Regions from separate parts of the Homo sapiens genome. Here region 1 is linked to region 2. Evidence: chromatin loops called from intact Hi-C (ENCODE). Cell type or tissue: B cell. All regions are shown on one strand. Links, peaks and the distances in the headings refer to the core of each region. The heading gives the core; the rest is flanking DNA. Region 1 has its middle 6.0 kb from the start of LINC01283. Region 2 has its middle 46 kb from the start of MIR3937.

The links. Peaks named below come from ENCODE experiments on the same cell type or tissue, not always from the same donor. Only the 100,000 strongest peaks of a DNase experiment are listed, where the experiment ranks them.
Region 1: it touches region 2 in a loop (3-fold over the local background); 1 of 110 quality-filtered maps calls a loop at or near these places.

The regions. Positions count from the first base shown.
Region 1 is chrX:39,438,100-39,443,474 of GRCh38, reverse strand. No RefSeq gene overlaps it. Among named protein-coding and RNA genes, the nearest start is that of LINC01283, 6.0 kb to the right of the region's middle. RefSeq lists enhancers at 2,783-2,832, 2,923-3,202. In B cell, for the core only: no CTCF peak of the experiment used is centred there; a DNase peak (open chromatin) is centred at 3,114; H3K4me3 peaks cover 358 bases; H3K27ac peaks cover 2,430 bases.
Region 2 is chrX:39,612,404-39,617,778 of GRCh38, reverse strand. No RefSeq gene overlaps it. Among named protein-coding and RNA genes, the nearest start is that of MIR3937, 46 kb to the left of the region's middle. RefSeq lists an enhancer at 3,009-3,208. In B cell, for the core only: no CTCF peak of the experiment used is centred there; DNase peaks (open chromatin) are centred at 1,278 and 3,148; H3K4me3 peaks cover 761 bases; H3K27me3 peaks cover 1,675 bases.

The DNA.
Region 1 (5,375 bases), core at 198-5,197, 170 kb after region 2:
CCCAGCTCATCCGAAGGAAAGCCAGTCATCACAGTGGCACACATGGCCCTACCCAATCTCCCCTTCCCCCATTGCCCCTGTGACTTCATTTCCTACCACCCTCCCCATTGTCCCCCTGCCTTAGTCATGACTGCTTCCTTGCCCTTCCCCCAACAGGCTAGGCACACATCTATCTGAGGGCCTTTGCCCTGGCCCTTTCCTCCTTCTTCTTCTTCAGGGCTTGACCCCAAAGTCACCTTCTAGTGACACCTTTCCAGACCTATTAAAGGCTGCAACCCTATTACTCTCTTCAACCCTCCCTAGCAACCTTCCTTGATTTGTTGCTATTCATAGCTCTTTACAACCTTGCTATATATTTTACTCCCCCACTAGAATGTAGGCTCCGTGAGGGCAAGAAATTGGGGCAGTTGGTTCACAACTGAATTTTTAATACCTAGAAGAAGGCCTGGAACAGTGATGTGCCTGATAACAATTTGTTGAGTACATAACATTAATTTTCTTGGGTCATAATCTATGCTGTTAGTGACCAGTGTATTTTTCTCTCCTTTCCTTTCTCTTTCCTTCCTTTCTTCCTCCTTTCTTCCTCCCTTCCTCTTCTTCTTTCTCGTCCTTCATCCTCTCTTCCTTTCCTCACATCTCCTCGCTTCCTCTTCTCCTTTTCTTTCTTAACTAAATAATGCTTACTCTACCTTCAATTTCTGTAGTGCCTTGTAGTTTGTAACACTCTTTCACACAATCTCATCCGATCTTGGCAATAACTGTGGGAGGCCAACTGGGCAAGCCCTTCTATCCTCCTATGATTGAGGGGTCAGCCTGAGGTGAAGGAAAATGAAGCAGGTGTTCTAGATGGCCCACAGTTGATTCTCTGGGCTCAGATGCTGGGCTGCTTACCTCCAGTTGTGGTTCATGGTTTCCAGTCCCCTAACAGCCTTTCAGCTCCAGTGACCACATCTCCCTGCTTCTCTGCCCTGGACATGCTCAGTTGAGCACAAGTGCAACTCAGAGGTACAGGGGGAGTTAATGTCCCCAGGGCAACCCTGAAACATGGGGGATGAGAGTTGGTAGATGTTGTGGATTGAATGTTTGTGTCCCTCTGAAATTTATATGTCAAAGCCTTAACCTCCAGTGTGATAGTATTTGGAGGTGGGGTCTTTGAGAGATGATTAGATTTAGATGAGGTCATGGGAATGGGGGTCCCCATGATGGTACTAATATCCCTATACGAAGAGGAAGAAATGAGACAGAGTTCTCTCTCTTTCTGTCATGTGAGGACACAGCGAGATTGCAGCTGTCTGCAAGCCAGGAAGAGAGCTCTCACTAACAACCGAATCTGTGGCATCTTGTTCTTGGACTTCTAGCTCCCAGAACTGTGAGAAATAAACACCTGTTTTTCAACCCATCCATTTCTTTGGTATTTGTTATGGCAGCCTGATGGACTAATACAGTAGGTAAATACCCAGTCTCCCTGTCCCCAGACGGGACAATTCTAAGGCATGTTGCACTGGGTTTCTGGAAGATTCTCTGGAGGGATTGAGCCCCAGCTGCCCACAGGGGTAATGTCCTCATTAACACCTCTTTTATTTGCTTCCCTCACTTCCCTGCCTCACTTCCCTGATTCCTTGCTGTGCTTCCTGGGATCACCTCCCAGTCAAACCACCTGCATCTAAGTCCTTTATGAGATACCTAACCTGATGCAGAAGGGGACACCAGGTTTTTCTGATGATACTGAGAGATGCTTCTGCGACCTTGGACAAGGGCTGCCAGATGTACAAATAAATACAGGACTCCCATTTACATGTGAATTTTAGATAAACAACAGATACATTTTTAGTGTAAGTTCTGTGCAATATTGGGGGCATACTTACACTAAAAATTGTTGTTTGGGCATATTTATACTAAAAAATCATTGTTTATTGGAAATCCAAATTTACCTGGGCATCTTGTATTTTCTCTGGCAACCTGAATCATGGCTGGAAAGAAGGGTGAACTAATTAGGAAACTGGAAATGATTACAAAGTCCTGGATTTTGTGTCATTCTGGACTGGATAAGGCAGATTTGTGAGCCTTTTAACCTTTATCATACCTAATCTGGGAGTGGTTTGCACCCCATCATCCTCTTGGGCACCCTATACAGCTAACTGCATGTGAGGACAGTCGGGGAGAAACATCACTCAAGGAGGTTAAGGAAATGACCACAACCCAGGGGTCTGTTCCCTGAGGTGAAAACCCTAGTGGCCTTCAAGGCTGTAGTCATACATTTCCCAGGTAGCCTTAGAAGGAGTAGCAGTACAGAGTGCCAACAGCAGAAAATGGAAAGTCTTAATCACATTCCTTTCTTTGGCTACCATCAGCATGACAGCAGTAAAATTGTGTTTCAGCAGCAGGGGGCCCAGCCAACCTGCTACTGGTCACTTCCCCACAGGGCCTGGGACTGAGGACTGCATGAGTGCTGGATACTAACTCCATGCCTCACCTTACTCTAAGCATGTCACAGAGATTAGCACATTTAATACAGCAACAACTCAAGGAGAGAGGTAGAACCTCAGATGAGGAAACTGAAGCACATTAAATCACTCAGCTCTGAGATGGGAGATCTGGCATCCAGACCCAAGCAGTGTGACATGGGTGATGTCACTTCTAGTCACTGTAACACACTCCTCAGAACTGTTCCTGGGACCATGAAATAGTGCATGTAAAGGACCCAGCCCAAAGTCACTGCCCAGGTGGAGTCTGAAGGTGTCCATTCCAGATATCGTCATTATTTTAATATTACTCTTATCCCCATCTTCTCTTGAGCCCTGAAAATGGCAGTCAGCCCTAGTGATGGTGACTGTAGAGAGACCAGGCTGGTCTGTCTTCCCGAGGGCTGCTGGGCAGCCCAGATAAACTTTTCAATCCCTTAATCCCCTTCACCGAGACTGCAGTCACCTCCTGCCTCCATCTTGCAGGCCATGAGTTTATCGCACAGTCAGAAATAGCTGCCAGGTCCCCTGGAAAACAAGCCTGCAAAAGAAGCCTGTGAAGCACAAGCTCCAGGCAGGAGCAAACCAAACAACAACCTGCACTGCGGTCAGGCAAAAAAGCCCCTCTGTGTTTGTTATCAATGCTGACCGGGTGCTGGGATGGTTTTGGTTTTGGTTTTCTTTTAACAGTGGCTTAGCTGTTTTTATAAGAGCTGAATTCTGATGCTAGGCCAGGCAGCTAAAGTAGAATCCACCCAATATTCCCCCTCCTTTTACAACTAGCCATAGGGAAGTCCTGAATTTGGGCTCCAGATCTCCCAGCTTTCAGGATACACTCATCTGGCCTCTGCCTTGCCCTCATCTTAAGTCCTAGAGTGTTGCTAACAGGGGCAAGATAAGGACACCGACAGGGTGGGCGCCTCTATATGCTGTCGGTGCCCCGCCCTGTTCCCTCAGCCTGTTCAGGCTGACTCCTAACTGCCAGTGTGTGTGTCTCTTTGCCTGATGGCTTTCTAGAAACTGTGGACCACCACACTGCCCGTGCACATGAAAGAATTACATGACTATTGCAAGCTAGTGTATAAACAGCCCAGCTCCATGAATGAGATAACTTGGATAAGGTTGTGCGTTCTCCACCAGTGCTACTTGAAGTGTGGTCTCCAGGCCCTTGACAAGCTGTGAAATGTTTATTGCTTGTACATTTCAAGGTACATACACAAATGGAAAGTTGGCGTTTACGAACGTTTATAGCAATTTGACATTGCTGTGACATTTTAATTGTATTTTTACAAAAGTATCCACTTATAATGGATTGATAACAACAGCAGACAACCTGGTACTTTCCCCAGACAGCTTGAGAAGCACTGGTCTCTCTAGTTCCTAGTTTCCCCAGTGGGATTAAACTCCAGTTGCCCACCGTGCCAGCCAACTTGATAATGCACCTTTGACTGGCTCCCTTTCGTTACCTGTCTCATTTTCCTACTCCGCTACCAGTGTTTCTTGCATTTCTCAAATAAACTATTTGCATTCATTTCTTTGTTTTGGGGTCGGCTTCTGGGGCAACCCAAACTCAGACACCCTCCCTTGTAAAAGGCTGCCCACGCTGCCATCTGCTGCCTGGGGCATGTCACTGGTGGCTCCTTCATTTTTTCCCCAAGGAATTAGGTAGCCCATTAAGGATGATAAATTTATCTGCCCACCTCTGCATTTCTTCCAGCATCCATGGCCTAAGGTCATGAAGTCACTGCCCTCGGCGTTCTTTGCTTTTTCAGAATGACACACTGGCTGGAGCTGACAGAAAACACACTTTCAGACAGTTGGCAGCCAAGAATCATCAATATTCTGCTTAATATTGAATGCCCCCCACTGCCTTTCTAAGATGGGCTCTTACAGGGCAATGTGGCTTCAAGATAAAGGTCTGAAGCATGCCCTGGGCAGCAGATAGTGGCATGGGTAGCCTTATACAAGAAAGGGTGTTTGACTTTGGGTTGCCCCAGAGGCCAAAGTTGAAACAAAATTTATAGGCTAGAAGGGCCAGTTAGAAAAACCTGTTCTTTTTCGGAAGTCACTTTTGCATGTACGTGGAATGCTTTTGTTCAGATATAAAGCACCCAGGCTCAGTCTGTTATGCCCTGAATCATTTTCTTGTGGCTCAGGGCCTCCCTTGACTTGAGTGCTATTATCCCTCTGCCTGTTAGACCATGCTCTCTATCTCTGGGCTTGCTCCTTGGTTGTTTACAGATTTCTCAATCTGTCTGCTCAGGCTGAAAGAGACCCCACCGCCCATAAAAACTCTGTGGTTCTAAATCATTTCTCTCTCTCTTTCACTCAACTCAGTCCCCAAAACTCCCAGAGCCCGGAATTAAAACCATCTTGAAATCCAAATTTGTACTTCTCCATCTAGCAAAGTAATTTTACCTTTGGCTTTTTGGGGGTGTTTATGTCGGTACTTCAGACATCCCTGTTGGCCACCAGTCCTCAGTGCTTGCCCTACTCTAGTGGTCTGGAGTAGAATGATTCTCTTGAAGCTTTTTACATATTTTGCAAATAATGTCTGTCCTCCCGGCTCGGCCAGGCTGGAGTCAGCAGGCCACCTGCACAAGCATGCACACTGGCTCTTAGGAACGTGTTCAGTTCTGGGGTAGGGGCTTGCTGGCACTAATGTACATCCATTTAGAAATCCCTCAATGAGAATGTGAGTGAGTCTAGCACCGTTTCAGGGACTGTGGCCAAGGGTTGTAGCTGTTTCAGTCTGGCTGGGGGAAAAATGAACTATGATCAGTAAGAGCTACTGAGAGGCAGAATAGGAGGAGGGGCAGAGGTCAGACTCTGGGGCTGATTGCCTGAGTTCAAATTCTGGCTTTGTGTGACTTTGACAAGTAATCTAACTTCTCTGGGCTTCACGTTCTTCAA
Region 2 (5,375 bases), core at 265-5,264:
AGCTATCATGAATAAATCTGCCATGAACATTCTGGTGCATGTCTTGTTGGAATATGAACTCATTCCTCTTGTTATTCCCTACTTTGATGTGAAAATAAAAGGTCATCATGTAAGAAGCCCCTCCTTTTCTCACTACCTACTGAGTTATCTCCTTCTGCCTCTTGTTCTTGCCTCCCTACTTGAAGGCTTAGTGAAGAGATAGCCTCTTATACCAAGACACGTTTCCCGGCCCCTGCCTCCAGAGGCACTTAACCAACTGTCCTCCCACCTGTCCCTCCAATGCATTCTCTCTATGAGGCTTTTCCACCAACTCACCTCCATCTTAAATAAAAAACCAAACCAGACAATACATCACACTCCAGCTACAGGTCATCGCTGTTGGCAGAGGCTGTCGGCATGCATGGGAATGGCCCCATAGCTTCAGATGACCTTGCAGGTGGGCTGAAGGGATGAGTGAGTGTCCACGGCGTGGGCTGTCCCTGTCGCTCCTTCCTTCCTTGAAATACTTTCTTCCCACAGCCTCTGCGAACCAGTCACTCCAGGTTTCCCACTTGCTCTGGCTGTTTCTTCTCTGCATACTTCTAGACTCCTCTCTTCGAACAACATTCTGCCTAAAAGCCAAACTGGCCCCCACCCCAGGCCTTCTAGCCCACTCGCTCTGCTCCGTCTTCCGAGGGACCTCACTTGTACTCAGGGCTTTCATTCCCGCTTCTTTGCTGGTGACTCCTGTATCCATGTTTTAGTACAGATCTCTCAGTTGCAATCTAAGCCCTCACATCTTATCTGTCCATGTGCCATCTCTGTTTTTAGACATTTCACAGGCTTCTCAACATGTCCAAGGCTGAACTCAGCAACTGCCACTCCTGCGCCCAGCAAACCTACTCCTCCTCCGTATTTCTTGTCTCTGTGGATGGCACCACCATCCCTTCACGCTCCCAAGCCTGAAACTTGAAACTCATTTGTGGCAGACACTGTTGATTGGCTAACCCAACCCTCATTCCTGACAAGGAACCACATCGTGGAACCATGGGCCACACTTTAGGCTGATGACTCTAAACAGAAGTTTGCTGTGGGTTCCTGGGAAAGTTTTTATTCCCCTGATACAGGTGCTGCTCTTTCCTCTTCTTCCTGCTAGAAGGTAGACATGAAGGCAAGAGCAGTAGCAGGCATTTTGTAACCATGAGGGAGGGACCAAAAGAATCGCAGAGACTAAGGTGCTGACATTCTTGGACAGATATTTGCCTACTTCCTCTTTTCTTGTCGCATGAGCAAACTATATCTTATTTGTTTAAGCCGTGATGGTCAGATTCTTAGATCCATGTACCCCATAGCAGATGTACTGCTTGGATTTCCCCTTGTAAGATAGAGACACTCATTTCTTCAGCTGTTGAGAGTGATAAATGCTGGATGTCACCCAGTCCAAAATGTTTCATAATTTCCACAATTTCTTCCAAGATTCCATAGTCTGGCTTAGCCTGCTCTTTTCCTGGTGTTTACTTATTTATCTGATTCATTCACTGGGCTGTAAGTTTATGGCCATGTATTTTTGTGATGTTATTCCTCTGGTACTCGACACAGGAGCTAGGACATAGTCTACTTCTATGCTTCATGTTTCATGATCATTCACTCTCCAGGGTGCTGTCTTCTGAATACGTCCAGTTTGCTAATGACTTTTTCAAAGTATGACTTTCAGAACTGAGCGGAATGTGCCAGGAGTGGTCTTGACAAGAGTGGGACTATCATTTCCCTTTTCATAGACAATTACATCTGACTGTAGCCTATAGCAGGATTCTTTTTTCTCCGGCCACCATCCCCCACTCTTTACTTATACTGAATTTAGTGGCCATTACAGCTTTTTTTCATCCAAGATGTCACTAAGACACATTCCTCACATCCTATACCTGGACTTCTGCTTCCTGGATCGAGGCTAGGACTTTATATTTTTCCCTATCAAATGTCACCATTCCCATCAGTCTTGACTGCTAATTTTAATTGGTACTAGAACGGAATACGACTTTTGCATTTTTATTTAAATATTTGAATGTAATTTACTATAATTTCTGCAAATCGTCTCAAAACCTTTATACAAGAGGATGCAGAGGAAAATAAATAAATGAATGAATAAAAATACTGATGCGACTATCTCTATTGTAACAGTCTGTGGGAACATCACTGGAATCCTAGTAGATTATCCAGTCTTTTAATTGCTCTGCCAGCTTGGGGCAACCAGAAATTTGATAGGTGTGTGTCTTTTTTTTTTTTTTTTTTTTTTTTTTTTTTTTTTTTTGGGGACAGGGTCTCACTCTGCCACCCAGGCTGGAGTGCAGTGGCACAATCTCAGCTCACTGCAGCCTCTGCCTCCCGGGTTCAAGAGAGATTCTTGTGCCTCAGCCTCCCGAGTAGCTGGGACTATAGGCGTGCGTCACCATGCCCAGCTAATTTTTATATTTTTAGTAGAGATTGGTTTTCACCATGTTGGCCAGGCTGGTCTCGAACTCCTGACCTCAAGTGATCCGCCTGCCTCGGCCTCCCAAACTGTTGGAATTACGGGCAGAGCCACCACGCCCAGCTAGGTGTTTGTCTTACATTGGTCCATCTGCCCCTTGCAAAAAAATGTTGAACAGGACTGAAGAAAGAGCCATAGAGGGGTGTCTGGAAGTGTGTCACCTACTTCAGATTTGGAAAGTATCTCTCCTGCTTTGGAGCTGTAACTCAAGTTTCCTTCCCTCACCACCACCACCTGGTTCCAGCAGCGCTGACAGTAAGTGAGGGCAAGAGGGTGTCAGATGGGGGCCTAGAAAGGCCCTTATGCCAAATCCATGTCATTTCTTTTTGGATTACTTGCTCTTTAACACTCTCAGGACTTCTTCTCTCCTCCCCTAGTGCAGAAAATGGAGAGCGAGCTGGTTCTTGGGCACAGACAGGAGCTGATCTGGGCCCAAGAGGATTGCAGTCACCCTGGCTCCACGGGTGCACTCTCTGCCAGGCATGTCCTCTTGGGTATGGATGTAGGATGCCAGGGCACACTTTTTATGACCACGTGCTTTCTCTTTCTTCCTGCATTAGAATTTTTTTCACCACGTCAGCCTGCTTATTAAGAAACTCCCAGGTGCTTTTTACCTCGGCTCCACGCCTGCCCTCAAGCTCTGGCCTCTGCTGTTTTGTGGTCTACCCTGTGTGCGTGCCAAAATGTGTTGGTTGAGTCTCAGAAAACACGCGGGAGGAGGAGCCAAAGGTCACAGCATGCAACCTACCCAACTTTCCTGGGAGTGTGGGTGGCACCCACTTAACCCCATCTCTTCTCTTTCCACCCCTCCCCCTGGGCAAACTGAGCTGTCCCCTGCCTGTGTTTACTCCCAATTTCAACGACCTCTCCGCTAACTCACTCCATATGTTAATTTCTCTGTCTTCCACTCCAGCGGTAAACCTCAGGGTTAACCCTCCGCTCCCCCTTCCAAATCCGGGACTGGACTTTCCCTCCTCTTTCCTCCCTTTCCTTGTCTGAGATCAGAGTTCTTAACCTTTTCTCTGCCGTGGACCCCTGCGTCGCGCTTCTCAAACTTTAACGTAAATAGGGAATTACCCCAGGATTCATTAAAATGCAGATGCTGATTCAGTAGGTCTAGGCGGGCCCGAGATTTGCATTTCTAACAAGCTCCCAGGTGATGCTGCTGGTCCGTAGACCACATTTTTAGTAGCAAGGTCTCAGAGGCTTTCAAACCTGTGTGTGTGTGTTTGGCGGGGGGGAGCGGGGGGGCGGGAGGCTGCCCGCACCGCCTCCCCCGTCTCCCCAAGCACCAGGAAAAATCTGTGGGCACATTTGATGCATAAACAGACTCCGGCGGCTGCAGAGCATCACAGGTGCGCGTCCTGCCGGCCCTAGCCCCGCCGCAATTCATCAGCTCCCAAAGAATGCTTCTTTATAATCAGGAAATAGGAACCGACTCTCCCCGAGCGGGGAGCGCAGCCTGCACTCCTCCCACCTTTCCGGGCCGCTGCGCAAGGGGCGGACTTCAGGCGGGGCGGCTTCATAAACCAGAAAAAAAGAGACGAAACAATTAAACCTAGCGAGCCGGGATTGCTCCAAGGAACAGGATTTCAAAGGCAGAGGAGTCTGGCTCGTTTCCAGGCAGTGGGATCAGCCAAAGGGCGCGGGCTGCCCTCCCTCAGCGTGACAGGTGCGCCCCGGGCAGGCACTGGCCTCCCGGCTTGCCCTCTGCCCATCGCCCCCCGCGTTAGTGAAGAATGACTCAGGTTGGTAGGATAATCGACCCCTGCTAGCCCCGTGCAGTAGGAAAACACAGAGAAAAGCCACATTCCTTGTAGTCCAGCCGTGGAGCTGTGCTTGCTTTAGAATCACACCTTCCAGAGATGTTCTAGAATCTGGCTTTTCCAACTGCGTATATCTTTTTCTTCCTCTCTTTCTCTCTTTCTTCCTCCCCTCCCCTCCCATCCAACCTCCCTCCCTCCCTCCCTCCCTTCCTTCCTTCCTTCCTTCCTTCCTTCCTCAGTGAGGTCCTTACCTTTTACCTAAATAGTTATTTTGCTCATTGAATCTAGAGCTGGACACTGGATATTTACAAACTCAAACAAATAAATGCTATTACCTCCCAATTTCCGGTTTAATACAGACAATAACCACAGCATGAAATTTGTAAAGTATTTTAAAAGGAAAAAAAATTGTCTTACTCCGACTGTGGTCCCTGGACCAACTGCATCATCACCTGGGATATTCTCTGGCCCCAGCTTAGACCTCCTGACTGAGACACTCTGGGGAGTGGGACGTGGGACCCCACCACTCTGGTTTTTTTTTTTTTTTTTTAGACAGAGTCTTGCTCTGTCGCCCAGGCTGGAGTGCAGTGGCACGATCTCAGCTCACTGCAACCTCTGCCTCCCAGGTTCAAGCGATTCTCCTGCCTCAGCCTCCCAAGTAGCTGGGATTACAGGCATGCACCACCATGCCCAGCTAATTTTTGTATTTTTAGTAGAGGCAGGGTTTTGCCATGTTGGCTAGGGTGGTCTCCAACTCCTGACCTCAGGTGACCCACCTGCCTCAGCCTCCCCAAGTGCTGGGATTACAGGCGTGAGCCACCGCACCTGGCCGCCATTCTGTTTTAACAAGCCCTCTGGGCTGAAGTTTGAGAAGCAGCTCTCTAGAGAAATGCAGAGCCCATACTCAAGGTTTGTGTCGTGTACAAGAAAGAGAGTTGGAGAGCAAAGGGGAATTCACGTGCTCTGGCTCCTGGGATGGGGGAAGGGTGGACACTGGTCTAGGAGAGGCAATAAAGTTCTGACAGCACATGCCTCAGACGAGCCCAGGCCACTGCAAGTGAATAGAGGCTGCGCTGGAGAGGCTCTAGTGCTCCACTGTGTAA